Regions from separate parts of the Homo sapiens genome. Here all the other regions are linked to region 6. The links are chromatin loops, found by intact Hi-C in ENCODE. Cell type or tissue: endothelial cell of umbilical vein. All regions are shown on one strand.

Region 1 (5,000 bases), 97 kb after region 6:
AGGGAGGAGCGGGCTGGGTAGGCTGTGGCAACAATTAGGGAAGCCCTGGGTATCATCCCAGAAGGCAAGCCAGGAGCATCCACGCCGGGGGAGCTGGAGCCGAAGGGGATAATGGAGTAGTAGGGGTGGCAGTAAGGAGAAAAAGAGAGTCAAGGAATAGGGCAAGAAGAATATTCCATTTGTAACGTCACTAAGGACGAGCCTTGCCCAGGTATGTGGTAGACCGGTATAATCCAGGCAGAGGGCTGGCTGTACAAGGCGTGTAGGCAGGAGATGCCTTCACCATCTCTCCTAACTTGGCACTCACCACACTGAGGAGGCTCCCTCTTTTCAACTAATGTATGATATAGTGACCGGGATTCTCCAGGTTTCAGAATCATCCCCAGCTCCCTCCCAGATGGCTGCTAATGAGGGGAACCTGTGTATGAAGAACTTCAGAAAATCTGTAAGCCCTCTGGCACTGGCTCTCCCCATTTACCTGATTGTGTTTCACCTGTTGGTCATTAGTGTCTGTTAATCATGGAAGCTGGTTTCATTTCTTGAGGTCAACTGAGCATAGTGGTAAAGCTAGATCCTACAGGATGTCTGAATTTCACGACTTGCTGTTGTGAATCAGGGAACCAGGCTCAGTCAATACTGCTAGTGGTGTCATTCCAGAGGACCTTAGCTCCATGGTGGGCTATCTTGGAGAGCCATTTAGCTCAGCTCTGAGATTCTTGAGGTTCCAGAATCATCTGTGGCATTTGAGAGAGTATGCCATTCTTCATGATCGTTACAGACTTGGCTCACCCATCTCCTTATACAACTTGGCCCCTACCCTACTTTACTTGGAGACATTTCAGGTGCATGTGAGTTACCCATTTCTAATTCAAATAACCATCCCCACTATGTGCAATCTCTAACTGTTAACAGTAGAGGCTTGGGAGTTTTCCAAAGCAAACATCTCTGGGAAAACCCATCCCCTATTAATGGTATGTAGGCAGCACAGCATCGTCAAATTTGCAAAGAACTGCAGATTATATTCTTTACTCGCTGATTTTATTCTTTGAAAAGCTGCTACCTCCCGCACAGAGCAGGCACTGGACTCGACTTAAAGATTCTGAGGGGCAGGCTCTCAGAGACACTTGTTTATCCTGATCCTCAGTCATCCCTGCCTCCCCTAATGCCTAAATGTCAGGCTCCTGGCCCCCACTGCAGAGCCTGAGAGATGACAGTGGGACACAGGGAACAACATTCTAACTCGCCAGTCCCTTCCTAATCCGTGAAGCCTTTTCTACAACCTTTGGCCCACACTTAGGGAAGGCTGAATAGAGTAGGAGGAAGATCACCGGCTGAGCTCATTCTGGTGCCATCCTTTCCTGGTTATTGACGCTGTGAAGTTAACCTCTTTAAGCCGTGGTCTTTCCATCTGTCACACGGGGGTGGTAACAGGCACACTATAGGTTTCCTTGAGGACTGAGTGAGATGTGATATTAGGTTCCTTCTGCAGAACCTGGCATACAGAGTGCACTCAATAAATGATAGCTCCCATCATGCCTTCAAATCTTAGCATTCGTGTGCCATGGGCATGCATCATGCACAGCTTGGTTGTTTCCCAACACAGTGCATGGTATCTGCCCATCAGTGAGTTTCCTGAAGTTAGGGGCTGAGTCTTACCTTTCTTTCTGTGCCTCCAAATCCTGAACTAGGACTGAGCCTGGGCCTGCCTGAACATCCTAGTGCTTCCTCCAGCAATTGAGATGCTTCATTGCACATCACGGCTTTTGGGGTAAAGTCCTGAGTTCTTTCGCTCACCTGCTTCTGAGGCCCTTCAGGAGCTTGTCCTTGCCTCATCCCCCAGGTTCATCTCCCTGGCACTGCCCAACCATGGGGCTTCCTCCTGCTTTCTCTTGCCTCCAGCCTTGCATAGCTAGCCCTCTACCTGGAATGCCCTCCCCTATCCCTGCCTTCTGCCCCACATCCATGCAATTTCCCCACCTCCATGTACATGCCCTTTCTTCAGGAACCCTCCTCATCCCTCCAGGGCTGCTTGAGCAAAGCTTCTTGTGGGTGCCCTCACCATCTCTCCTAACTTAGTACTCACCACACTGAGGAGGCCTCTTCTTTTCAACTAATCTATGAGCTCCTTGCAGGCAGAGACTGGGTTGAACTCACCATTCTATCCCCAGCCTAGCACAATGCCTGGCACATACTGCATACTCCATAGATATCTGCTAGAAAAAATTAATAAATGCACCTCTCTTGCTGCTACTTTATCTAGAGCCAGTAACGTGATCTGGGTTCAGGGTCAGGGGCTGCTGTGCTGTCAGGGGGTGTTTTGATTTTGGGAAGTGGAGGCAGGGAGTTGGGGGGGATGGCTGTAGTCTGATTCATGAAGGGCCTAGAGCCAGGCATCCCAGACCATCACTAGGCCCATGGGGTCTGCAAAACAGGTAGGCTTAGGCCCAATTAATGAAATTTCTTCTCCCAGGACTTGGGGCACTAGAGTTTTCTAATTGCTGACACAAGATAGAAACAAACAGGTTCGACCAGGGTTTGGGAAAATTCCATCAAGACAGATATGTTTAGGGACTTTGTGGGTATGTCTGACCCCTGTGGCTGATGTTAGAGGAAAACAACATTCCGATTCCCTCTGGCATCATTTCAGAAATAAGGTCTTAGATTTGAGAAATCTGGGACTGACTCTGGGGGAAGGGCACATTTTTGGTGTCTGTAGTCAGGAAGGGAGGAAATAAGAGTTTCAGGTCAGTCCAGATCCCTCTCAGAGACTGGGCCTGCCTCAGAGCTCAGGCAGCTCTGAGGCCTAGAGACTCAGCGGCTGTGGTGGTGTTGGGAGCCCAGGGCAGAGGTAGGCAGGCAGCGTCAATGCTTACTTCCTGTCTGGCCAGCACAATCTCTCACAGCCCTCACTGTGCTGACGTCATAAACTTGAGCTTTCGGAGGAGCCAGCAGTGTCTGCTTCTGTCTTCATCTGATTCCCAGGAGATCAACAGATGACTTTGTTTTAAAGCACTGAGAAAACTCCCTGATCTTACAGGCTGGGGCATAGGGCTAGCTTTCATGTGGCTGCCTTATTGGTCCCTGCCTTCCCCCTTAACTCTGCTTGGCGTGACAGCAACAGCACAAGTAGCATAGTGACCCCAACCCAGAGGTCCTCTGCCTCATGGGGTGTGACCTGAACTGAGACATGCTGTCTCTACGTGGTCTCCTAAATGCCAGCATCCTTCTAGGTCCCACGTGAGGCTCCTTCTTATGACTTCCGTAACTCCAGTCTCCTTCCACCCTGCCCTCCTCCCGGCTCCTATGGCACTGTCTGGATCATGCATTTAGCCCCTTCTGCTATTTCATGTGTATTATATTCCCCATCATACCCCTCAAGGTACCTACTGCAAGGCAGGGCACACAGCAGATACTTAACGTTCATTGGCCGGAAATAATTTTAGTCACTATAACAGCCAAATCCCAAGTCCGTCCTAGCTTTGAAATGTCCATATTCTTGTCTATGCTCCACTTTTCTCTTTTAAATATTCTAAAAGAAAAAGAATTTAAACAATTAGAACACTTCCTCACCATTAACTAGATCCTCATATAGATACATATATTCTTCATAGCCATACATTCGAATTAAAAGAATATATGTGTATATGTTTACACACACATACTGATGTGTGAAGTTAAATGAAATAAGGAAGGTATCACTGCATAGTGCCCTGCCTGGCAAAAATGAGAATCTAACTCTCAAGTTAAAAATTTCTCTAAACATAATCATCTGTCATCCCTTCTTCCTCTTTATAATTTTGTTAGCCAAGAAATGTTCATACTTTTGGATTTTCTTTACAGTAAACAGGTCAAAATGTATAGAGGGGTCATCTGGCACTGGACTGCCCATGGAACTTTCTACTGGGAGTCCATGGCAGTGCTCTATTTTTTTTTGAGACAGAGTTTCGCTCTTGTTGCCCAGGCTGGAGTGCAATAGCACAATCTTGGCTCACTGCAACCTCCGCCTCCCGGGTTCAAGCAATTCTTCTGCCTCAGCCTCCTGAGTAGCTGGGATTACAGGCATGTGCCACCACGCCTGGCTAGCTTTTGTATTTTTAGTAGAGATGGGGTATCTCCCTGTTGGTCAGGCTGGTCTCGAACTCCTGACCTCTGGTGACCCACCTGCCTCAGCCTCCCAAAGTGCTGGGATCACAGGTGTGAGCCACCATGCCCAGCCATTTTTTTTTAAATCCATATCCTTGGTAGTGGCCAGAAGTGACTGCTCAGTTCCTGCCTCTGCGGTCTGAACAGTGCCAAGTGCAGTGGTGTTACTTTCTACTTGGCGTGAACCCTTAAATTACATTAACATTGTCTAAGATAGTATCAATGTTTTATAATTTCTTAAGTAGCTATGAGAAAACATTGACACTATCTTAGTTGTATCAATCCAATTTTACCATGTTATGAGTTGAATTGTGTCTCCCCAAAAAGATATGTGAAGTTTTAACCCCCAGTACCACAGGATGTGGTCTTATTTGGAAATAAGTTCTTTGCAGACGTAATCAAACGAAGATGAGGTCATTAGAGTGGGCCCTGATCCAATATGACTGGTGTCCTTATAAGAGGGGAAATTGGACACAGAGACAGACATGCACAGAGGGAAGAGACACAGGGACATATGTGTGAAGACTGAAGCTGTGTGGCACGAGCCAGTGAAAGTCTGTGGCTACCAGAGCTGAAAGAGGCAAGGAAAGATTCCTCTGTAGGTTTCAGAGGGAGCAAGACCCTGCCAACACCTTGATTTCAGACTTCTAGCCTCAAACCATGAGATCATAAATTTCTGTTGTTAGATAAGCCACCCAGGTTTTGGTACTTTGTTATGGTAGCCCTGGGCAACTAATACAAACTCCAATCTTATTTTTCTGAAATTGATTTAAAAAAATTTTTTTAAGTATATAAAGTAGAGAGATGAAATCTCGCTGTGTTGTCCTGGCTGGTCTTGAATTCCTGGGCTCAAGTGA
Region 2 (5,000 bases), 79 kb after region 6:
TCTGCCTCCCGGGTTCAAGCAATTCTCCTGCCTCAGCCTCCCTAGTAGCTGGGATTACAGGCACCCGCCGCCACACTGGCTAATTTTTGTATTTTTAGTAGACATGGGGGTTTCACCGTGTTGACCAGGCTGGTCTCGAACTCCTGGCCTCAGGTGATCCGCCTGCCTTGGTCTCCCAAAGTGCTGGGATTACAGGCGTGAGCCACCACAACTGGCCTCAGGACCACCTTATACTTTTAAAAATTATGAGGGCCCCGAAGAGCTTGTATTTATTGAGCTGTGTCTATCAACATAGCGGCATTGTTTTATATTTTTATAAATCTCTTTAATGTGCAGCTGAGTAGAAGGCAGCTGGATTCTTATATCTGCTTTTGCATTAAATACTTTAAGATATGCTTTGGTCAAAGCATATGACGAAAAGCCAGCATCACAGAGATATGCAGTTGGAAAAGCGAGGACCTCATGGATCCTGTGTTAGGCAGCCTCTAAGATGTCTCCCAGTGATCCTGCCCCCCAACATTCATATCCTTGTGTAAACCCCTCCCCTCCTATGTGGGCTGGACCTAGTGATTTGGTTCTAAGGAATACATATGGCAAAAGTGGTGAGATATCACTTTGACGATTACATTACAATAAGACTGGCTTTTTGGAACTGAAGGAGACCTCTGGCCCATATCCAGCGAGGAACTGAATCCTGCCAACAACCACGGCAATGCGTTTGGAAGGACATCTTCCCCTAGTAGATCCTTCAGATGAGACTGCAGCCTCAGCTGAACTCTTGAATGTAGCCTGTGAGGGACCTTGAGGCATCCGTTAAGCCTGCCCAGATTCCTGACTGCCTGTGAGATACTTGCAGATAAATATTCGTTGTTTTAAGCTGCTGTGCTTTTGAGTAATTTCTTCCACAGCATTGGACAACTAATATATTCATGAGAGGGTCTTAGGGATGCCCAGGAGTTCCCAGACCTCACTTTGAGAACTGCTACTCTAGAACTATCCCTCTTCAACTGCTCTTATGGATTTTATCAAGTCCGTATCTGCCTCTTCTTTCACTGTCCTGCTCTCAGCTGAGAGGAGGAAGAGGACTGGTATAGGGATGAGGCCCTGTGCAGGTGAGCACTAACAGGTGATAGGGTGCATTTCCAGTCCCAGGTCAGGACGGTGCCTGCACATCGCATTGCTGCTCCCTGAGAGTGGAATTTCAGGCAGTGTGCAGCTACTCGGGGACATGATGGCAGATCATGGGAGGTTCCAGGTAGAGTCTGTCCCCTCCTCAGCCAACCCACACCCTGCCCACCCCCATCCTGGTGCTGTCTGGGGAATTAAACTGCAACCCTACAACTCATGCACTGGGCCTTGGAGGGCCGTCACTGCAAATTATCCTATTGCTCCTGTCTTTGGGATGAGCAACATACATAGTCAGAATCTGACTTTGTCTTCCAGTTGAAGTCTTCTGTCTGAATTTGCAGATGTTCATGTTCACACAGGCCCATCTGTCCATCCTTCCAAATTCCTGAACTGCTGATGTCACACCTCTTTTTACAGATGGAAAAGCTGAGGCAGGAAGGAGAATCAATGGCATCCAGTCAGGGTTCCAGAGGCTGTGGCAGAACCAGGAAAACAACATTCAAATGGAGGAATTCCTTTAACCCCTATTAATTACTATGCAAAAGCAGAAGTTCCTGATCTCTTATATCTTCCTACTTCCAAGAGTAACATCAATCCTGACCATGATACCTCCATTCTAGATCACTCCTGGCTTTCCCCTACTGACATGGTGCCATGAGGATAGGGACATGGAGACCATCTAGGCCTGTCACCCCACTGTGGAAGAACAAATGGAGAGCCCAGCCCAGGAGATGATGTGACCAGCCCAAGGTCACGTAGCAAGACAGAGATAAGATCAGGTCTCAAACAAAACTTCTGCTCTCCTCCCCCATCCCCACTCACAACCAGCCTCAGATTAGAGCTTCATATGAGGGGCCTGCCACCCCCACCCGAGGCTGCAGGGGCTGCGTGGGTGGTGCTGGGCTCAGTAGCAGCTCAATCAATGATTGAGAATGAATGAGGAGGCTGACAAATTTTTAGGTTTGGTCTGTGGCCAGGGTTAGGTTCCTGTGATTAAAAGTTGGTTTCTGACAAGGTCAAGGTTAGAGGGTCGGCCTGTAGCTAGGATGGGGAAGTCAGTCATTGTTGAGGCTCAGCCTGTCTCTGATGGGGTTTAGAAGTCAATCTGGCTGGAGTAAGAGGCCAGCCTTAGGTTGGGGTGGTGTCAGTCCATGGCCACTGTTTGTTTCTTGCAATGCTAATCAACCTCTCTGGTGCGTCGCGCAGCATCCCTGACATCCCAAGCCTTCTTGCCTTAGTACAAAAGGTCCACTGTCCTGAGCAGAGGATGGAGGGGTCAGCTCCTTCTCCAGGGGTAGAGGGGGCTCAGGTGTGGCACCAAGGAACTGGCTCTCCGGGCTGGAGTTGTCATAGCCCTGGTTCTAGGGCTGTCCTCAGCAGCTGGCCTGGGAGACAGCCCTTGCATGAAGGGCACAGCCACTAAAAAGACTTCAGGCCCTTGGAGGCATTTCCTGTTTTCCAGTGAACTGAAAACTCAGCTTCCGGCTTAGAACAGTCCATAAGGATGGTTTCTTTTTTTGATGGTGGGCAGGGTGTCTTGGGGCAGAGGCTTTGTTGGACTTGAGGACAAGCTCTCAGGGCTCTGGTAGGAGGTGGCCCACAGAGACGAGTGGGAAAGGAGAGCAAGAACCCCTGGACACCTCAGCCTGTTTCCTGGCTGTGCCTTTGTGTTCACATCCAGAGCCCTTAGAGGGAGCAACACCAGCATAATCATACCTCAAACAATTGTGTGTATTTCACATGGAGGTGAAAGTTCTCTGGAGAGGAAAAGCAAAAAGTATGCAGGACCTATGTTGGCATGGTGACCAGAAGCATGTTGAAAGAGCCGGGTCTTTGGCGCCACCCAGACCCAGATTCAAATCACAGGCTTGACTGCTCATCTGTCCCTGAGGCTGGGTATGTTGCTTGGACAAATTCCTGGCCTCTCTGAACCTCAGAGCCTTCATTTCTAGAATGGGGTCCAAATAAGCCCCTCCCAGGCACCAGTGGAAGCCAGTCTCCTTCCTTCCAACTGAGTGCAGGGGGAGAAGGGTCCAGAGGCACATCTGTTCCCCAAACAAGGCAATCAGCTCCACTTCCGCCAAAGTGAAGGCCCTAGGCTGGTGCTGCTGCCCCTCCCCAAGCCCTTGCTCCTGCCTTCTCTACGACCCTACAGGCACATGCTGGTCCCCAGCCCCTCACTTGCCCAGCTCTGGCTCTCCTGTATTGCCTCTTTGGGTGGTGAGTGCAAAGAGGATCGGGAGAGGATGGAATTTCCTGATTGGCCCCACATGCCTTGACTTTGGTCCCCATTATCCCCACCATGCTAGACTCTGTCAGTTCCTCTGCCCCGGCCAGGGATCACCTAGGACCCCCAACCCCCAGCATCAACATAGAGTGCAGATTAATAGCCCCCTGCACAGGTGGGAGAGAGTGGGTAGAAAGTAAGGCCATTTACGAAGGTCATTAACACGGACCACAATTTTTAAGAAGGTGTTGGCCAGATGAGGCCCACAGCTCCCATCCCCATGGTGGGTCCAGGTGCGGAGGAGCTGGCCTAGACGGGAAGGCTGGAGGGGAGGGCGGGGAGGGCCCGCCAGCCCAGCCTTGCTCAGATTCCATCTGGCCCTTGGCCTGCTGTCTTTTGTGTCACCACCCTTGCCTCTGGGTGGACAGCGTCCATTAAGATGGGCCCTCACCTTTCCCTTTGGAGTGGTGCCTCTTTGGAGCAGCTGAATTGCTGGAGGCACCGAGTGACTTGACAACCGCCCAGAACAGAGGCCGCCTGAGGCCCGCTCTCATCTGAGCAGGGAACAGCTGGACACAGCTGAGCCTGCCTCGGACTCTGCCCTTGTAGACTTTCTCCTCCTACCTGAGTCTCTCCTTGTTCTCTCCTCCTCGCCTTCCTGCCTTTCTCAGGACAATAAAGTAGGAGTGAGGTAGATTTAGGAAATCCGGAAATAATGTGAAAATGTCTCTATGCATGCACACGTAAAGATCTGGGGTGAAGGCAGAGCCAGGCCTGCTGTCCCTGGGTGAATGTATTCCTGGGGGAAGTGCTCTCAGAAAACCATGCTCTGCTGGAGCCCTGGGAACTCAGAGCTGAGGGTGGCCGATAATTCTATGATCACAACATTGTTCTGCTCCAGGAAAAACCACCACCCAGATGGGATCAAATGCCAAAGAAGGGTCCTTGGGAGGGTCTATTTATTTGATTTGGTCCCAGCAGGAAGAGGAAGGCTGAGTGAATCTCAGCAGGCCGGTTCCCACCCCTCATCCTAACAGTCTTCTCTCTGGGATGCTTCTGGGAGCCCTGAATGACTGTACATTGGTTTATTCATTCATTCATTCTTTTAATTACATATAAATATAGTTCAGCCCTAGGGAAAATCACAACGACTTCATCCCACGTTGTGATCTCTTCGGCGTTTTCTTTCTTTTCTCCATAGCATATGCCACCTTCTCAGGACAGTCCTAGATCCAGGCAGGAGGGGCTCTGCCCAGGCCCTGCAATTTAGAGGGATCCCTTCCCTAGCTGCTCCCCCTTTCCAAGGGCCAAGGAGCCAGCAGCTGCAGCCAGCAGCCCTGCTGCTAGACTACCTCTGGGTACCTAGGATGTAGAATTCCCTGCCATGAGCAAACTCATGGTCCAGAGTTTGCTGTCAGAGTCTGCACAGACTTTGTCCTTGGGCCCATCCTCCCAGGGTGACCCAACCCCCAGCACGTGCACCCTTGGCCAAGGAGTGTGGATGGAATCTGGACATGATGACTGGGGTGTCCTACTGGTGTGAGACACAGCTTGGAGTGGGAAGAGAAGGAGCAGCCCACAAGCAGGGCCAGCTTTCCCCAGGCAGCCGTGTTCCTGGGAGCCAGGACTCCAAGGAGCCCTATTC
Region 3 (5,000 bases), 200 kb after region 6:
TTCCTGCCTCTAATTAGAGTTGCTTATCCCAGGGAATGACCTCAAATTACCGCCACCCTGTCCCACTCACTTCCATCTGTGTGTGAAAGCCACGGGAAAGAAGAAAAGTTTTGGTCCAATAGATCAGAGAACACTTTCCTTTTCCAGGGGTCATCAACATCTTAGGAAAAAGAAGTTTTTATCACATGATATGACAGCACAAATGGAGCAGCCCCCAGCTAGGCTACATCTCGTTAATGCTGACCACCAGAGCGATCTCCTGCCACGAACAATAGCAGCATCTAAAGTTAAGCAGGAATGGTGTGTTGTTAGTTTCCTCTTTGAAAATGACAGAATCAGGAGGGTTTTAGAAGGGGAACCCAGCCAATAGAAAGCACAGTGGTACTGTTTTGCAGAGACTCTTTCTTTTCCTCCATTGCATGACCAGCATCAATGTCCAGGCTGAATCATCACTTTCCAGTATGCTGGCTTCCTCCTGGTTTCGCCCCACTGGTTGCTTTCTCTATCAATTGCCATTCGTGGGGCATGGCTTCTGGCTACTGTCCTCTGTCCCTGGCTGTTCACCTGGACTTCAGAAAAGCTGGACGGCTTCAGGAACCTTTGCTTCAGGCCTCTACCCAATGCTGTGTCCTGATCATCTTGCAGAAGTTTTACGCTCCAGTCTGCCCATTCTGGCCAAGAGGATGCCTTAGTCAAATCCCTTTTTGATTCTATCAATAATTTATCTATTTATTTAGAGACAGGGCCTCACTCTGTTGCCCAGGCTGGAGTGCAGTGGCTTGATTTTGGCTCACTGCAGCCTTGGCCTCCCAGGCTCAAGCAGTCCTCTCACCTCAGTCTCCTGAGTAGCTGGGACTACAGGTGGATGCGACCATGCCTGCCTAATTTTTCATATTTTTTTGTAGAGAGAGGGTTTTGTTATGTTGCCCAGGCCCAGGCTGGTCTCAAACTCCTAGACTCAAGCAATCTGCCCACCTTGGCCTCCCAAAATGCTGGGATTACAGGTGTGAGCCACCACATCCAGCCAAGAAATAACTTAAATAGAAATCAAACAACAGGTTGCTCACTGGCACCTGTTGCCACCAGTAGCCAGCTGTTTGCGGCCGAAGTTTAGGACCTATGAAATATTTCTTATAAGATTTTTGAGCGGGCCGGGCACGGTGGCTCACGCCTGTAATCCCAGCACTTTGGGAGGCCGAGGTGGGCGGATCACGAGGAGATTAAGACCATCCTGGCTAATACGGTGAAACCCTGTCTGTACTAAAAAATACAAAAAGTTAGCCGGGCGTGGTGGTGCGTGCCTACAGTCCCAGCTACTCGGGAGGCTCAGGCAGGAGAACGGCGTGAAACCAGGAGGCGGAGCTTGCAGTGAGCCGAGATCACGCCACTGCACTCCAGCCTGGGCGACAGGGCGAGACTCCGTCTCAAAACAAGAAAAAGAAAAAGATTTTTGAGCATAGAAATGAAAGTATTCTTGTTCTAATCCAATTTCCCCAACCCAGCCAAAGCCCACATAATGCCTTGCCCTCTACCAATGCTCTTCTTGTGAGCTCAGGCGATTCCCCACGATCTGGTGTAGGGACTGCATGAGACTCTGCCTGTTTCCCACATTTACACCTTCCTGTGTCCCAGGCAGGACATAGGTGGCTAACAGCTGGTGCTCAAAACACCCCTTGTAGATCCCCATCTGTCCAGGCTCAGTGCACGTGCAGCTCAGTAAAGAAGAACTCAAAGCGTCTCCCTGGTCTCCAACCACTGATGCTGGAGCTGGGCCTCACACAGAACCTACGCAGCCCTCGTGGCTGCCACTCTGATTCCAGAAACTCAAGAGTCACCTTATCAGTTCCTGTACCAACAGAAAAAGCAAAACCTACAGAGGTCATGCTGGAGTTCTGATTTCCAGGAGGCTCAAGTACTGAATACTGCAGTAAATAAAACCTGCAGTCCTGGGGTAGGTCAATCCTTGAACCATTTCATTGTGGCTCCTCCTGCTGCTATTGTTGTTGTTGCTGCTGTTTTTTCTATCCGTGTTTTTCTTTTTTTTTTTTTTTTTTTGGTTGTTGTTGTTTGTTTGTTTGTTTGCTTGCTTAATTCTACTTAGAAAGAAATCTCGCTGACTAACCAGGGGATTAGAACATGCCCACATCGATATTAAAATGACCAGCCGATTCAGGGAAAAACAATCAAGGCAACTTTTTTCAATCTCATGTATATAAAACCACCAACCTGTTTACTGACTCCTTCACTTTACAACCAGCTGTCAAGACACAATGATTCTTTTCTTACCCTTTTCTTTCCTAAGAATATGCAAAGTTCTTGTGACTGTTTTAAAGATAAGCAAATCAGGCCAGGAAGCTGACCCCCCAATAAACAGGCACATCAATATTTCCCTTCAATTGTGGGAAGGAACCATAACCTGCTTAGATGGAAATATTTAGGTTGCTCACACTACACAAAGAGAGGGAAAAAAAGCTGCCCCCTCTTACCTTTCCTGCTTGAGTATAGCAGCCAGGACTGATCCTACCTCTAAGAGATGACACGTGAGAGCATCTGTTCAGCTTGCAGACCTGATGATACGTGCATAGCGTGGTCTGTGCAGCAGTTACTCAGGTATCCAGTGAAACAGTATTTCTCCACTTGGAATACTGGAAGGACGGTGTCTCTCTTCCATCCCCAGATGTATTCATTTACCAGGACGTGACTCATGCCTGGTAAATTCAACCACACTGACATTTTCCCTTCCTGATCTGCCACGGAGATTTCTGTCTGCATCAGTTTGGGTCCCTGATTAGTCTCAGAACAGTCTTCAGTTGAAGCAGGACAGAGCCTGGAATGCAGGAAGCAACCGCTCCTGCTGCTCCTGTTGGGTTCTGCTGGTCAGACCACACGGTCAGTGTGGTGTCAGACACTGTGCACTACACTGAACGCTGACTGAGGGCAAACAGGAGGGCGAGGAGAAGCCAGGACCTCCGAGAAGCAGCTGAGGGAAGTGCAACAGCCAGCCCCAGTAAATCCAGTGTTAGAGGAGACTGGCAGTCTGAACTGAATGAATGGGCAAATAAGTATCAGACAAAGGACAAACTGAAGAGAAACTCTTAAAATATTTGAAGGATTTCCACATTGGAAGGAGATTTGGTCTGTGTCACTGCAAAGGGTCAAACTAAGCCCAGTGGGTAGAAGTTACAGCAAGGTTCCTTTGATTACACTAGAAGAAAAACCTCTAGTAACTCCAATCCTCTGTGCAACATCGGACCCGTGCTGCCTTGTTCTACAATGAGTTCCTTCCAACCTGGGGGATGCTGGCCTCGGCTGGATGTTCACTTTTGCAAGGCTGTGAACAGAAATACTCTTTGTTCACTGAGAGGCTGGACCAGATGAGCTGGTGGACGTTTAGAACCCCTTGGTAGCATTTTAAAGCATCCAGATTTCCAGGCCCCTCTATCAGAGCTTCTGATTCTGGGGTGGGCCCTGGGAATGTGCATTTATTTTTGAATTCCCCAGGTACTTCCTACTGATGAGTGGGGTTTGGGAACCAGCAGATTAGGCAGCTGCTGGGGTGCCTTCTAACATGAACATTTGGTGATTCTACTGCATTTTTCTCTGATAATTTCATGTGTTGGTAAATCTAACTAAAGAGTCATTTCTTGGACCAGTGGCTTTTAGTCTTCTATCCCAGCACACTGATGGACAAAGTGCACCCCCATCAAAACCATGGCTTCCTACAAGAGGTATCTCATGGAGTTCCCAGGGCCATGTCTCCTGTATCTGACCATGTCTCTACAATGCCTAACACCATACTGGGCTTATGTGAGCCACTCCAGGAATGCCTAGCATTTAAAGCATTTACTGTTTAGTTGATACTATGCTGTGTTGGGTTTTCATAACTGTAGGGTCATATGAAATCAAATTGAGGACCTGAAGGTCCCGACCGTGTTTAGATAGCTGTGGTTTCACTCCATAATTGCATTTCTTGTCCCACTTGGCTGACTTTTAGTCTTATAGACATGTTGTTGGATTCATATGCATGGCTGCCCAGAACCAAGTAAACCATTTCATGATGGCAAGAAAGCGTGGTTGACATCTCCACTCTGCTAAATCCCCTTTCATGTTCTGACTGCTTTAATAAAGCCGAAATTAAAATGTGCTAATCCGGGGGAAACTGGAAACTTGGAAATAATACACTAACGTAAACATACAACTCAATCCCATGGATTCTGAACACTTGATCACATTGTTTTAAATCTTAAGTGGCACAGCTGGTGGCTGAAGGCACGCTGAAGAGGATTTCCATACCACTTCACTAATACTTTCATTTGATGACAGATAAAGCGTGAAAGGGTTTTTTAAATTATTAAATTCTTTGATCTCCATATTTCCATTCAGATTTACTCTGAACACTGAGCAGTGTGGTGAGATAAACTTATAAATATTTGCTATAATAGCGCGGGGTCTTCTGTGAAGAATTGTTGAACCATTGTTGTGCTGTCGGAGGAAGGTGCTGAATTCCCGCGTGTGTTTAAAATACACGAGCGCAGACTCCAGTCTACACCCTGTAGTCCGCATTAAGCAGGCATAGGTAGCTGTAGGAGTGGAACAAAAGCAGCCTGTGTTTAATCTGTTCACAAATCTTTTGTTCCTAAATACTTGGAAAGGTGGTTAGACCAAGTAAGGGAGAGATTCAGGACTGGGTGGAAGCTTTGATTTAGACTGATGGCTGACAATGCAGATAGGAGGCTGGTCTCTCTAAACACATAAATTCGTTATCTAAACAGAGTGGGTAATGTCACAAATGCCTGGGAACCTAACTGAAACAGTTCATGATTTGACTGTAGTCAGTCCCTGTTTGGGCACTCCTTCCATGGACGTTTTTAAAGTTTCCTATAGCTTTCCTCATCCTTCATTCTCATTGGTGTGGTATAGGGGTCCAAACTTGGCCTTGGAATCCTGACTGCCTGGGTTAAAATCCTAGCTCAGCTGCGTGAACAAGCTGCATGAACTTG
Region 4 (5,000 bases), 180 kb after region 6:
ACCAAACAATCTTAGGATCACAGAGCTAGATCATCCAGTCTGGCCACCATATTTTGTAGGTAGGAAAACTGAGACCCAGCAAGGAGAAGTCATTTGCCCAAGGACACCCAACTAAGACTGAGCTTTATTAGAGTTCTAGTCCCTAATTCCTAACTCTGTATTCTTTCCACTGCAGCAACTCACCAACCAGACCTTGTGAAGACTAAAAAGACAGGTGAAATAGGGCCATGCACACAGAAAGGAGCCCAGGGGAAGAGCGGTCCAGTGAGAAGTCCATTAGAAAATATATCCTGCAGCCAAATATGCTTAGAAAATCCCCTCACCTCCCTGGAGTTTTCTCGATAAATGTAAATAGGTTAGTCAAGAAATCATGGGCCACTGGGTATAACTATACATTTATCATAACCTATGGAAACTCTGTAGGGTCAGTCAACCAAGAAATAGTTGCAATGCAGTATAAGAAGTGCTAGAATATAAGGTAGCAGATGCAATGTTAACAGGGGGAAGAAATAACTAACTTCGCTGGAAGAAATAACTAACAGCCAGGAAAAATGATCTGAAGCTGAATCTCAAAGGATGAAAAGTTAGCGTAAAAAAAAAAAAAATACCATACCTTATTCCAGGAAAAGGTATGGTATTCCTAAGCAAAGGTACAGGGTGGTGGAAACATGTTGTATTGTGACTATTGATGCTTAAGATCTTGGTAATAAATGCACATTGTGTATGGGTGTGTCAAAGGCCTGTCAATGAGCACCTCTGTTAGGCTCAAGTAGTGACTCAAAGAGGAGTTTGGCTGGAGAAGCTGTTGAGGAGATAGAAAGGGGTCATCTTGTGGGGTAGAAAGAGATCAGTATATAAACCCCAGAGAGGAAGCTTAGGGGCAGGGTCAGCTTATGGGTGGCTTTGAGTAAGTGGCAGAAGAGTGGGGATGTCTTGGGATAATGGAGTCATGGCAGGCTTCTGAGCAAGAAAGCAACCCAGCTCCTTGCTTACCAGAATGAATTGGCCAAGAATGTTGGAAGAAGAGACCCAGAAGCAAGGAGAGAGAAGGTGGCAACAATTAGCAGTATGAATCCTTAGCTTGCTGCTGCATGACCAGAGGGAAGCAAAGCCAATTAAGTGTAGTCTCCACTACCTCAGCTCACTATGGTACCCCCTACCACTCTCCTCCTCACCCCACCTCCAGCCTGAGTCATCTTGAAACAAACATGGCCAACTGGGAGGGACCACAGAGACCAACTTCAAACATTCACACAGGACTCTGCTTACCACGGCAAAGCTGCCACTTGTTTGCTGAAACAATTCTCATTTTTAGTAGCTCAATCTAATGATTCAATAGCCAAAGGCATTGAAGAAACAAAAATCATATGACTAAGCCTTGGAGCATTCAGTACTGGCTGTTGAATATATTGCAGCAATAATTGTTCCAAGGCATCTACTTTCTATAGAACACAGCATAGTCATAAAATAAAATATATTGATGTCAAATTCCCCTATATAGGACAGGTCCCAACACCTCAAATTAGCCCTTGTTTGGAGGCCTCTAACTAGACAAAGTGTTTTCATCAGTTTACTAACTAGCAGGATACATTCATCCCCATTTTTGAGATGGACAAAGTGAATCTTATGAACTGTGCACTCAGCCACTTGCAAAATAACAATGATAATAATAACATTAATTAATGTTTAGTGAGCAATTACTCTGTACTAGAACCAGTTGTTACTGCTTTACTTGTACTAACTCTCATTTGATTCTCACAATATTTCTGTGTGGGTTGGGGGGGGAGTAATAACCCCATTTAACAGATGAAGGAACTGAGGTTTAGGGAAGTTAAGTTCTTTGCCCAACATCACAGATCTAATGAGCGCAGAGGCAGGGTTAGAGACCAGGGGTTCCAGAGTTGTGCCCTTAACCACTATAATGGGTTCTCAGTTCTATATGAGCTACCATGAAAGACACAAAAATAAGAGATGACGGGGTCCCTCATAATTTTTGCTCTGAACACACATTACTAGCTGAAACACTCAAATTTAATCAGGAATTTCCCTTTGGTTCCAAACTTCCTGTTTGCTCTAAACCTCTGATGTCAAAGGCAGTCAGAATTCTACTTCTAAGCTGGTCAGCAATAACGCGGCTTCCTCCAAGGAATGTAAACTTGGCTTTCATCCCAGCCAGCTCAGGCTCTCCTCTCTCCTCCTCCCTTCCCCTTTGTTAGGTCACAATGCTTTCACCCCCCAACTGTCATTGGCAGGTAACACTGCATGGAATCAGTTTGGGATAAAGATAGTCTCAGCCTCAAGTAGATTTGGACCCATATAAAAGTGATGACTCCTGAAAAACTCATGCTGGTATTTGGCATTCCTTTAGTAGGGGACAAGCTCTTCATCTATATGACATGGGAGAGGGACAGAATGACTTTTATAACTAAAGTGCACATTTCCAAAGGCAGCTTCTTTGCTGAAGCAGGTCACATAGGGACCAGGGCTTGGGCCGGGTTCTCATGAAGGTGGCTGGGTGCAAAGGGAGCCCAACAGGGAAGTCAAGACACCAAAGTCAGACTTCACAGCTTTTTTTTTTTTTTTTTTGAGACGGAGTCTCGCTCTGTCTCCCAGGCTGGAATGCAGTGGTGTGATCTCGGCTCACTGCAAGCTCCGCCTCCCAGGTTCACGCCATTCTCCTGCCTCAGCCTCCCGAGTAGCTGGGACTACAGACGCCCGCCACCACGCCCGGCTAATTTTTTTTGTATATTTAGTAGAGACGGGGTTTCCCCGCGTTAGCCAGGATGGTCTCGATCTCCTGACCTTGTGATCCACCCACCTCGGCCTCCCAAAGTGTTGGGATTACCAGTGTGAGCCACTGCACCCTGCCGACTTTGCAGCTTTATAATGCAAGCAGATCTGTCAGCCCTTCCAGCCCATTGGTTACCGTCATGCACGTTTATCAGTGTCAATATATCCTGTCCCTGGGTCCCAAAGTGACCACAAGAATAAAATATCACCTGGTTGTGAGATCTGGGCCCTTAGCCTGTAAAAGAGACACAGACTCACATATCCACCAACCTGCTCCTCCCAGACTGCAGTGTTACTGCACTGCCACCATCGTGGGGGTACCTGTAACTCCTCAGGCACTGGCCGAGCCCCTAAACAACCCCAGAGACATTTTTATGCCCAGTAGCTTATTTAACTATTACAATTTATGCCAAGTCCGCAGGCCTTGCCCTCTTATTTTAATATACATTAGTGGAGCCATTTTACAGATGAGGAAACTGTGGCTCAGAGAGATGAGGTCATTTGCCCAGCATTACACAGTTAGTAAGTGGCAATACTAGGACTTGAACTGAGGTTCTCAGTATTAGTTTGCTAGAACTGCCATAACAAAAAACTACAGATTGAGCGACTTAACAGGAATTTATTTTCTTGCAGTTGTGAAGGCTAGAAGTGTAAGACCAAGGTGCTGGCAGGGTTGGTTTCTTTTGAGTCTCTCTCCTTGGCTTGCAGAAGGCTGTATTCTCCCAGTTTCTTCACAAGGTCTTCCCTTGTGCTTGTCTGTGTCCTAACCTCCTCTTCTTATAAGGACATCAGTCATATTGGATTAGGTCACCCAATGACCTCATTTTGCTTTCATTACCTCTTTAAAGGCCCTATCTCCAAATGCCATCACATTCTGTGGTACTGGGGATTGGAGCTTCAACATAAGAATCTGGGGGTTGGGGGCATGATTCAGTCCATTCACTTTCTGACTCCAGAACTGTGTTCTCCGTTTAGCCAACCAATAATAATGGAGCTTACTAGGTGTCAAAGATTGCACTCAGCACTTCTGCAAATGTTTTCTCATGTAATTTTCAAAGCAGTCCAGAGAGGTTTGCATTATAATTCCCATGGAACACTGAGAAAACTGCATTTCAAACAGTTTAATTATTCTACCCAGGAAAACACAACAAAGATGAGGCAGACCCAGGATTCAGCCTCATTCTTCTGACCTCAAACTCTGTGCTGTCTCCAACATACAATGTTGCTTCCCATGTAAAACTGTGACTGGCAACAGAGAGGACAGGGTGACCTGACACAGTGCCAGTGATGGTGGTAGGATGTGGCAACATCTCCTTTTTGGAAAGGTTGTAAATCCAGTGGACAGTAAGAGCTTCTACTGTATAAGGTTGGTGTGATGACTCAATAAGTAACATGTGCAAAGTGTTTAGAATAGTGTCTGGCTACACAAAGGCTAAATAAGTGTTTTGCTATTATTGTTGTTGCTGCTGTTATTACGATTCTTGTTCATTTCTGGATAAAGACTGTAGATATTGAATATTCACCACTATTTTACTTTCCTTCTCAAAATTACACACAAAGATGGAGAGAGTAAGAAAAGAATGCAACACAATGTTGGAATCTTGAAAGTAAACGGATGAGTGGTAACTGAATTAGTAGATCCAAGAAAACTGAATCCTGAACCAGCAATGGGGAAGGTCAAGAGCAATGAAATTTTTGCTGCAGAATTTCCATCTTCCTATCCCCAAAGCTCAGGAAATATGCAGTAACAGTTACTCTGGAGATGAGGGTGATGTGGAGCGAGAGAAAAGAGAGATTTGGTTGAAAACTAGTTATAAATCCAGATTCTCTTTTCTTCTTGGCACGGCCCCTTCCCTGTCCCTAGAGGTTTATTCTCTGGAGAAGTGAAACAGGATCTCTAGACTAAGCATGGAGTGGGGGTAGATGGGCATGAGGGTATAGTACTGAACACAGGAGAATTAAATAAACATGTGTATTCTGGAAGCCGGGTCCTCTAATCTGGCTTCACTTGGTTCCTGCGATGCTGGCCACCAGGCCGTCTCCCTTTAGGCAGGACTCTGGGAGTAATCGAAGCACTCCAAGAGGAAAGGCCTAGAAATAGTGATAGTCTGAGGTTCCCCAACTAAGTGGGCCACCCAGATTAGTCTACAGTGAACCCCAAGTTGACTAGTCCAATATCTGAATGATAGTTCCAGAAAGAGAAAACAGAA
Region 5 (5,000 bases), 51 kb after region 6:
AGAGGATACTTCTAGCTATCAAAATAAAAGTTCTTTCATGTGCATGCTTTCACAGATTACAAATTTATATACCTGTTGCCTCATTTGCTTTTCACAGTAGTCCCACAGGGTAGATAGGAAAGGCGCTGTATCCCATACGACAGCTAAGAAGAACTAAGAGAGGCCGAAGGGTTTGCTCAAGGTCACCCACCTACTGAGTAGCCGAGCCAGGACTGGCACCCAGGTGTCTTGAATTCTAGTCCAAGACAAATCTGCTGAAGGCTTGCTGGGTCAGGAAAGTACAGGTCAGTGGGGAATATTATTTTCTAGGTTTTTTCTTTGAGCCAAAGAATTATATAACTTTTAAAGAAAGCTTGTTCTGAAAAAAAAGTCCAATAGGCAAAACATACAAAACATATGACAGCAGACTGTTACATTATTTTGTAAGTTCAAATTTATTACATTTAATCATGATTAAGTTGATCAATGAGAACAGCAAAACTGTTGTAAATCACACAGAAAAATGTAAAGTTCGATGTGCATGACCTCTGCAGCCAAGTGAGCTTTATTATCCAATGCATTTTTATTTGGAATCATAATCATTGTTTAGTTTTACAGCTTGCATTAGGAACAGTAGCTAAGAACTTTCTATTGACCATCCAGTAGGTGCCAGATCATTACAAATGACTTGTCTTCATTTGTCACACATGCAGACTCATAACTATAAATACTATTAACATTTTTTTTTCTGAATTAAGATATCTTGTCCCCTTTTCAACATGAGCACGTGCAGAACAGCCACTCTTAATGATGCACCTAGTAATCTGTGGGAAGAACGTATCATTTGTTTAGCAAGTTCTGTACTGAGAGACGTTTGTATTATTTTCCACTGAGTATCTTCAAACATACTGCATACTTCCATGAGTTTATCTGTAGTATAAAACCCCAGAAGAGGGGTTACTCAAAGAGCAGGTGAATTATACATTTTCATAGATATTCCAAATTAGCCTTCAGTGAAGTCTTTCCCAATTCACACTCTCATATACTGTGTATGAGGCTGCCATTCTGTCCTCACCATTACCAATGACGAGTACATTATTTTTTTATTTGATGCCAATATGTTACAAAATATCATATCACTTTAATTGGCATTTCTTTTATTATGAATGAGATGGAGTATTTTTTCATGTGACTACGGATGATTATATACCTATTTTCTGTGATGTCTATTTATATCCCTTGCGTATTTTTCTCTTTGAATATTAAGGGGGTTTCCACACCGACTACTCCTCCGGTTACCAATGGGTTCCACACTGACTACTCCTCTGGTTACCAATGATCTACATCTTGTCACCTTTAATGAACCATTCTCTGTTCTTATCTTCTTGATTATTCATCAGTGTTCAAAACAACTGACTACTCCCTGCTTTTCCGTTATTTTTCTCAAGTTTAATTGTTTTTGGTTTATTTTGATGAAAATTTATACAAACATAGTTGAAAGAATAGGCCAGTTTTATGAGGTTTATTAAGAAAATTAGCACAAATTTTGCCATACCCTTCATTAATTCCTGCTCCCCAGAGGCAACCAATTTCAGCAACTATAGTTGATTCATTTGGTATTTAATTCCACATCTCTAAATAACATGCTTATATTGCTATTTATTGATTTTTCAGTTCAAGATAGTACCTATTGATTTCCCACTATGGAAAATGAAGATTTAGCTGTCTTTTAATCCCTGGTCTGCACCACCACATACATGCATACTTTTCATTCCTCTGCCCTCTCAGTATAATTATATTATGATTTTTCACTAGATCAGTATTCTGTGTTCACATTTTTATGACTTTGTAAATGCCAGTTGCAGCAGAGATATATAGTAAACTTTGGTTGTGTTACCTTTCCTGCACAGTTTATTGTTTTGTCTGGAATTAATGCTTATTTTTCCATTGCCTTCCTTTTTGAAGAATTTATCACTAAGTTCACTATCTGAAGTAGTTCAACTTTAAACTCTTCCCCACTTGTGTAAATCTCTCAGTGTGTTTAAACACATTAGGTGTTCTATCAATTTAACCTTGAAACAATCTCCTGAATCTTCTGCCCTTTTAAAGTCCGTTCTGTTTGCCCTCTGCACTTGGCACATAGCTGTTGTCTTGGGAAATCCTTTCTTCATCATTCTGGGGATTTCCTTCTCCTCTTCCTTGTATTGAATCCCTTGTTTCCTGAATCCTCTGTTTTCCCAAGGTTTCTGAGAAAGGGTGTGTGGGAGATAATTTTTTTAACTTGCATATCTTAAAGTGTCTTTATTCTACACTAAAACTTAATTGATAGTTTGACTTGGGTATTAAATTATAGGTTTAAAGTAATTTTTCCCAGAATTTTAAATATATTGCTTTAGGATATGTCTTCATTTATTCTATTTGACATTATATATTATGTCTTACAATGTTGCCTTTGAGGAGTATGTAGCTATTTTTTTCTTTATTTCTTTTTAGACATGGGTTCTTTCTGTGTTGCCCAGGCTGGCCTCAAACTCTTAGCCTCAAGTGATCCTCTGCTTCAACCTCCCAAATAGTTGGGACTACATGGGCACACCACTGCATCCACTCCTATGAAGCCATTTTGATTCTAAACATTTGGTATGTGACATCCTTTTTTTCCTTCCTAGAATCTTGTGAAATTTTCTCTTGACTTTCAGTGTTCTGAAATTTCATGCTGTTGTTCGTTGGAGTAGAGTCTATTTTAATCCACCGCAGTAGAAACTTCATGCTCTTCTCATATAGGAAATTTTCTTCTATTATTTCTTTGATTATTTTTGCCCCTTTACAATGATCCTGGCCTCCTGCTATGCATGCTGTTGTGTACTCCCTTTCAACATTAAAAGGGAGGACCTGTGTGACCAGTAGGATATTGTGAAAGTGACAATGGATGACATCAATGGGTAGTCATAAAAGACCTTTCACCTTTTTTCTTGGTCTCTTGGATTACTCTCTCTGGGAAAAGCTAGCTGTCATGTCATGAAGATACTCAAGTGACCCTGTGGAGAGATTCACATAGTGAGAAATTGAGAAAGAACATAAACCTGCTAGTCACATGAGTGTGCTGCCTTGGAGCAAATTCTCCAGCTACAGCCAGTCTTAAGAAGACTGCAGCCCTGGCCAACATCCAGCTGAACCTCATGAGAAACCTTGAGGCAGACCATTCAGCTGAGTCACTCTTGAACTCGTGGCCACAGGAACTGAAAGAGATATAAATGTTTACAATTTTTTAAGCCACTAAGTTTTGAGGTAATTTGTCACCCCAAATAGATCATTAATATATACTCTTTTTCTGTAACCTCTAATTATTGGGTGTTAGATCTCCTGAACTAGATCTCTGATTTTCTAATTGTTTTACTCCTATTTATTATCTCAATGTCTCTTCATTCAATTTTTCTGGAGGTTTCCTCATCTTTATCTTTAAATCCTTCTATTTAAGATCATGATGAAGTAGTCAGCATCAGAATAACCTGCTTGCTACACACACACACACACACACACACACACACACACACACACAGAAAAAACACTAAAATATTAAGAAAAGGTAACAACCAATTTTTTTTTTTTTACTGAAAACATGCATGTCTTTAATTAAAGCAGAGGAATATCACTTTCTTCTGAAAAGCACTGTTCTTTTTTTTAAATTAGACTTTAAGTTCTAGGGTACATGTGCACAACGTGCAGGTTTGTTACATATGTATACATGTGCCATGTTGGTGTGCTGCACCCATTAACTCACCATTTACATTAGGTATATCTCCTATCCCTCCCCCCTCCCCCCACCCCACGACAGGCCCTGGTGTGAGATGTTCCCCATCCTGTGTCCAAGTGTTGTCATTGTTCAATTCCCACCTATGAGTGAGAACATGCGGTGTTTGGTTTTCTGTCCTTGCGATAGTTTGCTGAGAATGATGGTTTCCAGCTTCATCCATGTCCCTACAAAGGACATTAACTCATCCTTTTTTATGGCTGCATAGTATTCCATGGTGTATATGTGCCACATTTTCTTAATCCAGTCTATCACTGATGGACATTTGGGTTGGTTCCAAGTCTTTGCTATTGTGAATAGTGCCGCAATAAACGTGTGCATGTGTCTTTTTTTTTTATGTCTGTCACATCCAGTTTTATTCAACAAGCATTTACAAAACATCTTCAATGTATCAGGCACTACTAGATGCTAGGCATACATAGATGAACAAAACATATCTTGCCTTTAAAACCTCCTCTTGGAGCTCACAGTTTGGTAAGGGAGATAGACTAATTACAGTAGAACATGGAAGGGCAATAATACTATATTATCAGTGTTGTATAGGGTATAAGGTGGTTTCAAAGAGGAAGTGGTTAACTCAGTGAAGGTTTTGAGGAACAGTCAAGTTTTGTGGGTTTTTTTTTAATTAAACATTTTGTTTTAAGATAATTGTAGAATCACATGCATTGCAAGAAGTAATACAGAGAGATTCCATATACCGTTTGCATAGTTTCCCCAGTGGTAACATTTTACAAACATATAGTACAATATCACAACCAGAATATTGACATTCATACGGTCAAGATACAGAACACTTCCATCGCCACAACGATCCCTCCTGTTGCCTTTTTTGCACAGTATTCCCCCAACCCTATCCACACCTTCACTTTCTGCAGTTTAACTTATCCATGGTCAACCACAGTCTGAAAACTTTATGCATTTTGAGAGAGAAAGAGACCACAATTGCATAACTTTTATGGTCTTTATAGCAACGTGATTTATAATCCTTTGGGTATATACCCAGTAATGGGATGGCTGGGTCAAATGGTATTTTCTAGTTCTAGATCCTTGAGGAATCGCCACACTGTCTTCCACAAGGGTTGAACTAGTTTACAGTCCCTCCGACAGTGTAAAAGTGTTCCTATTTCTCCACATCCTCTCCAGCACCTGTTGTTTCCTGACTTTTTAATGATCGCCATTCTAACTGGTGTGAGATGGTATCTCATTGTGGTTT
Region 6 (5,000 bases):
AGGAAGGTTCCTATGCCAAGCATTTTGCCTTCACTGGTAACTGGCATCCCACCACTAAAGCTGAATGTTCTTTCTAGATACCTTTCACAATGCAGATTCCCTTTGGAGGACAAATATATTAATATGTACGTATTGATATGTATATATTTATCAGCTCCCCTTCAGAAGGCAAGTATGTGAGAGCCCCTGCATAAGGGAACTGAACAGGGAACTACTGAGAATGGCCATACCTGCAGATGGGGGTCTGGAATCTTCCATTAGTAAACCCATATTGAGGCTCCTACCCTGTGCCAGGCACTACTATATCACAGAAGATGCAGACCAATATGAGGCAAGGTCTGGTCCTCAGGTTTCTTACTCTGTAAATGGAGAACTAAGACAGACTTGTGAAAAATAACAGCAAAAACATATGGTAGCATAGAACTGCAGGACTGAAGGGACCTTAAAAGTTTTCAAGATTGACCATCCAATTGGTTATCAAATAACTGTTGTAGAGGTATATGCACAAAGGACACAGAGCTCAGACATGGCTTGAGCCAGGACTGTCTGGGAGTGCAGAAGGATTGTTAGGGCTGGACTGCCACAGAGGATTGGGAAAGGCTTTCAGGACGGGTAAAGCACAGAGCTGGGACATTTGAGGGACAGTGTGTAGACTGTTGGAAGGAGGCTGGTGAAGGGGAGAAGTAGGGAAAAGTACACACAAGAGAGTTGGGGTCAGTTTGCAAAGGACTAAGAATGCCAGGTTTGAGTGTCCAGACTTTGTCCTTTGGACAATGAGAGGCATCTGCTGCACATTTCCAAACAAAGAGGTGACTTTGAAAAGAGGTATCTGAAGGTGATTCTAAACATTGGCAGGAGACAGTAGGAACTGGTAGGGACTGGAGACAAGGTGGTGAGTCAGAGACATTCATGCCATCCAGATGAGATGCCAGGGGCATGGATTAGGACTGTGGAGGTGGGAATGGGAAGAAAAGGACCAGTGGCGAAGGACTTTCAAGGAAAGACTGGGCAGGCCTTGGGGGCTGAGTGGTGGCCAATCCACCAGCCCAGCACACTCTTTGTGTACCTTGATCTCAGCAGCTGAGGCGCCACTGCCCCAGGAGTGCTCAGAGTCCCTGGGGGAGGGAGAGGAAGCACATTTCTGACCAGAGTTTCCAGGAGTTGTGCACCAGTACAGACTGGCACCCAGGGCAAGGGTGGGGTCAGGGAGAGGGGCGGCTCCTCCTATTCTCTTGGATAACAATGCCCCCGAGCCTGCCATTTTCTGTGGTTAAAAGGAGGGCCTTTCTCCCCGCCAGTCCCTCACCCACAGGAAATCCTTGTCCCGGGAGTTCACAGCTGTGAATACAGTCTGTTAAATAGCTCAAGACAGGCCAGGTGCTGCCTGGTGCAGGCCTCCGGGGCCCTCTCAGGGGCCCTGAGCAACCAAGCACTGCCCATTCAGTCACCTGGCATGTCTTTCTTGAGGACTTACTTTGCACGAGGCAGGTGCTGGATGCTGAGGACACAGAGGTGAGGGAGATAGAACCACTACATCCAGTGGGACCACAGACAAGTCAATGCATAGCTGCAATGTAGCCAGACACTTGCCGGTTGAGGTCTGTGCCAGGTGTCAAACAAGCAGAGGATGGGGCTGGAATGTTCAGAGGGAAATGAAAAAAGTCTTCACAGAGGGTGATGTTGAACAGAGTCTTAAAGGGAGAGTAAGGGCTTCTCGGGTAAATGCAGGTAGGAGCAAAGTACATTTATTACATTCCAGGAGATGCTCTGAGCCAAGGCCTAAATAAAGCATCATGGTGCACCTAGAGAACCAGAAGTCACGGGTCAAGCTTCAGGGGAGAAAGTAGAAACGGGTGGGAAATGGAACTGGAGTGATACACGAGGTCCAGATAATGAGGATACCTGTGGGTGTCCCAAGGTGTATAAATTTTATCCTGCAGATCATAGTAGCCATTGGAGCTCAGATGTGGCCACTCACTGTGGGCCCTGCCTTAGGGAAATTTTACATTTTTTCCTCTAGGGGAGCTTAGAGAGTCCAGATGAGGCTCAAGTGTCTGAGGGAGGAAACCATCTCTGCATAAATCACATTCTACCAGGCAGGCTCCCATATCAGGGTTTTTCATGCTCTGTTTCTTCTACCTAGAATGCTCTTCCCCCAGAGACCTAATTTGGCAACTCTCTCCCCACTCCCCCCTCTATTATTAATTTCCCCGACCCTGCTGTCCTCTTTCTTTTTTTCTTTCCATAGCACTTAACATCTACAGTAGAATATGCTCACTTCTTATGTCTATTACTCATTGTGTCTGCTGGAATGTGACTCCAGGGGAGCAAAGACCTTTATATATTTTGTTCCCCAGCTGTTTCCCCTACACCTACAACTGTGCCTGGCACAGGTAGAGGCTCAATGACTATCTGTGGAACAAATGAATGAAGGAAGAAACCGTCTTTGTAATTCCAGTGCCCAGCACAGAGCTGTAAGACGTATGCATGTGTGCAAGAAATGCTACCATCATTAGGGCACCAACAAATGAGTGCCCTCGGGCTTCCCTGCAAACCCCAAGGCCTAGTTGGGCCCCCCAGAGTGGCGCGGGTTCCCCTTACTCCCTGCCGCCCAGCGGGGCACTTGGCACGGCCTGGGGCGAACGTGCCACTCGGAGAATAAAGCGCTTCCTCCGCAGGGCGGCCCTGCCAGGCTGCCGGGGTCTTGCGTCCCGGAAACGCCTCCCCCCAGCCAGCCAGGGGAAGCCTGGGCGGAGCTTTCTAGGAAGCAGCCCTAGCCTGCCTGGCCTTCTCCCGCCTGGAGGAGAGAGAGCTTGAGGTCACAAGGCCCTACTGGCTGCTGGGCACGAGCCCAGGGAGCGGGTCACCTCATTGCTGAGTGACAGGTCTCTCCTGGACCCCAAAGTCCCTCTAAACAGGGCCCCAAGCACTGAAAATATCCCAGTGTCCCAGTACCTATTCATAATTTTATAATTACATTATATTTATTTATATAAAAAGAAAGAGACACAAACAGATATGTAAGAGTAGGATTGGGGCAAGAATACAAGGACACTTAGCTCTATCTGAAATGTTTATTTATTGCAAAATAAAGTGATTAGAAGCAAATGGGAGAAAGAAGGCTTGTTTTAGGTGGTGAAAATATGGATGCTGGTTATATTGTTCTTTTCACTTTTCTGTAACTTTAAAACACTTCAAGGAAAAATAAAGGAAACATAAGGAAGAACAACAAGATTCATATATTTTTTTCTGTGATGACTACTTGGAGCTTTGCTGAATTAATGAATACCCTGGATCCAGCCTTGGTGTTGCTGTATAACTAGTCAGTAGACCAAGGCACCATGGCAGTGTGGTGGGGCAGAGCTTTGCAGAATGAGGGGTCAGGGAGCATGGATGGGGTGGGAGTGGGGACAAAGGCACTTTATAAGTGTCTCTCAAGGCTTACCATGCAGAGAGCCACTTGCTCTTCCCACATAAAGGGTCTGCCTTTCTTCCTTGGCCTCCTGCATGTTTTATTTTTTGCCTCTGACCTAGACCTCAATTGTTGCCACATGAATTAGATGGTGGAGAAGTTGGATGAACAGAAAAGAAGAAAACTTGAGAGGTGGTCTCTGGCAGTAGTGGTTCAGCCAATGTCACCTCCTGGTAATTTGGGTCTCTACCTGTCACTACAATCTCCGAGTGCAGGACTTTTGAGAATGCTCATAGACTCATAAGATACAGTGAAGCCCAGCATACCTCTGCCCCCAGGCCATCGCTAAGTAGCACCTTCCAGATCCCAGGAAAACACATGAAGATTTGTCAGATTGCTGTTTATCCAGAATTCAATGAAAGTACAAACCATAGGAATTTTTGCCTGCTTTTGAGAGGAGACAAAGGAGCAAATTTTCTTTCTTTTTTATAATGTTCAGGGCATCTCATAAGGTTGGTGTAGACTCAGCCCCATCTCTTTAACCTCCATGAAATTAAGGACTCGTGGGTGGTATCCTAGCCAGTCCTGCTGCTGTAACAAAATACCCTAGACTCGGTGGTTTAAGTCAAAGACATTTATTTCTCACAGTTCTGGAGGCTGGGAAGCTCTGGTATCTCATCCTCTTTTTATAAGGGCACTAACCTCATCATGGACACTCCACCCACATGACCTCATCGAAACCTCATCACCTCCCAAAGGTCCTGCTCCTTAACACCATCACATTGAGGGTTACGGCTTCAACATATACATTTTGGGGGAATACAGTCCATAACAGGTGGGAATGTCTTGGAAACCAGCCCTCATGGGAGACATAAACACTCCCTCTATGCATCCTGGCTGATGCATATACAGTCTTTCTTTGAATGTCCCCAAGGCAGCCAGCTCCCTCCCTCCATGTATTGGACATGGTTCTGCTCCCTGGGAGAGACCAAATTTGTCTGGCCCTTCCTGTATTTGTAGACTGAGTCAACCTTTCTCTAGACTAAATGCACTAGCTCTTCCCATAAGCTTCCTACTCTTTTAGTGGACAGATCTGTGCAATGGGAATGATAGTTCCAAGAGTACTCTGAAATCCCAAGAGATCCTGAAATATGTCTGACACATCAGAGAAGGATTGGTTAGGTTTGCTTGACAGAACTGTTCTTTAAAGATTGGTAAATGATCAATCCACTAGCCATGGAAGTGACAGCTTGCGTTTAACCAAGTTGTAAAATCACCCAGTGCTAGTTACTTAGGGCTTCTTGACATGCACAGACGCTTGGCTGAGTCCTGGAAGCTGCAGTGTTGACTTAGCCACTGTCCTCAGCCCGGTGTAACTACACAGGGTCAAAATGAGTCAGCAGGCACCCCAGGCCCTCATCCATTTTCCACAGTCTCCTGAAGGAAATCTCTGGGCAGACGGGGAGGTATCAAGGAGCTACCAGGGAGCTAGGCTGAATTCTGGGTAAGGCAGGAACGTCCCCAAGGCAGGCAGCTCCCTCCCTCCATCTGGGTCATAGAGATGAGCCAGTTAAAGATACAGTGACCT

The links. A loop is a pair of places that touch in the nucleus more often than their neighbours do. Peaks named below come from ENCODE experiments on the same cell type or tissue, not always from the same donor. Only the 100,000 strongest peaks of a DNase experiment are listed, where the experiment ranks them.
Region 1: it touches region 6 in a loop (3-fold over the local background); 5 of 110 quality-filtered maps call a loop at or near these places.
Region 2: a loop joins it to region 6, with 5 times the contacts of the local background. A loop is called at or near these places in 8 of 110 quality-filtered maps.
Region 3: a loop joins it to region 6, with 2.6 times the contacts of the local background. A loop is called at or near these places in 6 of 110 quality-filtered maps.
Region 4: it touches region 6 in a loop (7-fold over the local background); 7 of 110 quality-filtered maps call a loop at or near these places.
Region 5: a loop joins it to region 6, with 3 times the contacts of the local background. A loop is called at or near these places in 3 of 110 quality-filtered maps.

The regions. Positions count from the first base shown.
Region 1 is chr2:46,177,194-46,182,193 of GRCh38, reverse strand. The region is part of intron 14 of PRKCE (protein kinase C epsilon); the gene reads right to left. Among named protein-coding and RNA genes, the nearest start is that of EPAS1, 120 kb to the left of the region's middle. RefSeq lists an enhancer at 2,446-2,946. In endothelial cell of umbilical vein, no CTCF peak of the experiment used is centred here; a DNase peak (open chromatin) is centred at 2,803; H3K27ac peaks cover 1,378 bases.
Region 2 is chr2:46,194,874-46,199,873 of GRCh38, reverse strand. No RefSeq gene overlaps it. Among named protein-coding and RNA genes, the nearest start is that of EPAS1, 100 kb to the left of the region's middle. In endothelial cell of umbilical vein, no CTCF peak of the experiment used is centred here; a DNase peak (open chromatin) is centred at 2,633; H3K27ac peaks cover 1,236 bases.
Region 3 is chr2:46,071,485-46,076,484 of GRCh38, reverse strand. The region is part of intron 10 of PRKCE (protein kinase C epsilon); the gene reads right to left. Among named protein-coding and RNA genes, the nearest start is that of EPAS1, 220 kb to the left of the region's middle. In endothelial cell of umbilical vein, no CTCF peak of the experiment used is centred here; DNase peaks (open chromatin) are centred at 24, 1,754 and 2,754; H3K4me3 peaks cover 1,179 bases; H3K27ac peaks cover 4,160 bases.
Region 4 is chr2:46,095,106-46,100,105 of GRCh38, reverse strand. All of the region lies in intron 11 of PRKCE (protein kinase C epsilon), which reads right to left. Among named protein-coding and RNA genes, the nearest start is that of EPAS1, 200 kb to the left of the region's middle. In endothelial cell of umbilical vein, no CTCF peak of the experiment used is centred here; DNase peaks (open chromatin) are centred at 1,315 and 2,145; H3K27ac peaks cover 2,166 bases.
Region 5 is chr2:46,223,051-46,228,050 of GRCh38, reverse strand. No RefSeq gene overlaps it. Among named protein-coding and RNA genes, the nearest start is that of EPAS1, 72 kb to the left of the region's middle. In endothelial cell of umbilical vein, no CTCF peak of the experiment used is centred here; DNase peaks (open chromatin) are centred at 2,110 and 3,020; H3K27ac peaks cover 1,692 bases.
Region 6 is chr2:46,273,897-46,278,896 of GRCh38, reverse strand. All of the region lies in intron 2 of LOC101926974 (a long non-coding RNA gene), which reads right to left. Among named protein-coding and RNA genes, the nearest start is that of EPAS1, 21 kb to the left of the region's middle. In endothelial cell of umbilical vein, no CTCF peak of the experiment used is centred here; DNase peaks (open chromatin) are centred at 1,256, 2,746 and 4,786; H3K27ac peaks cover 4,422 bases.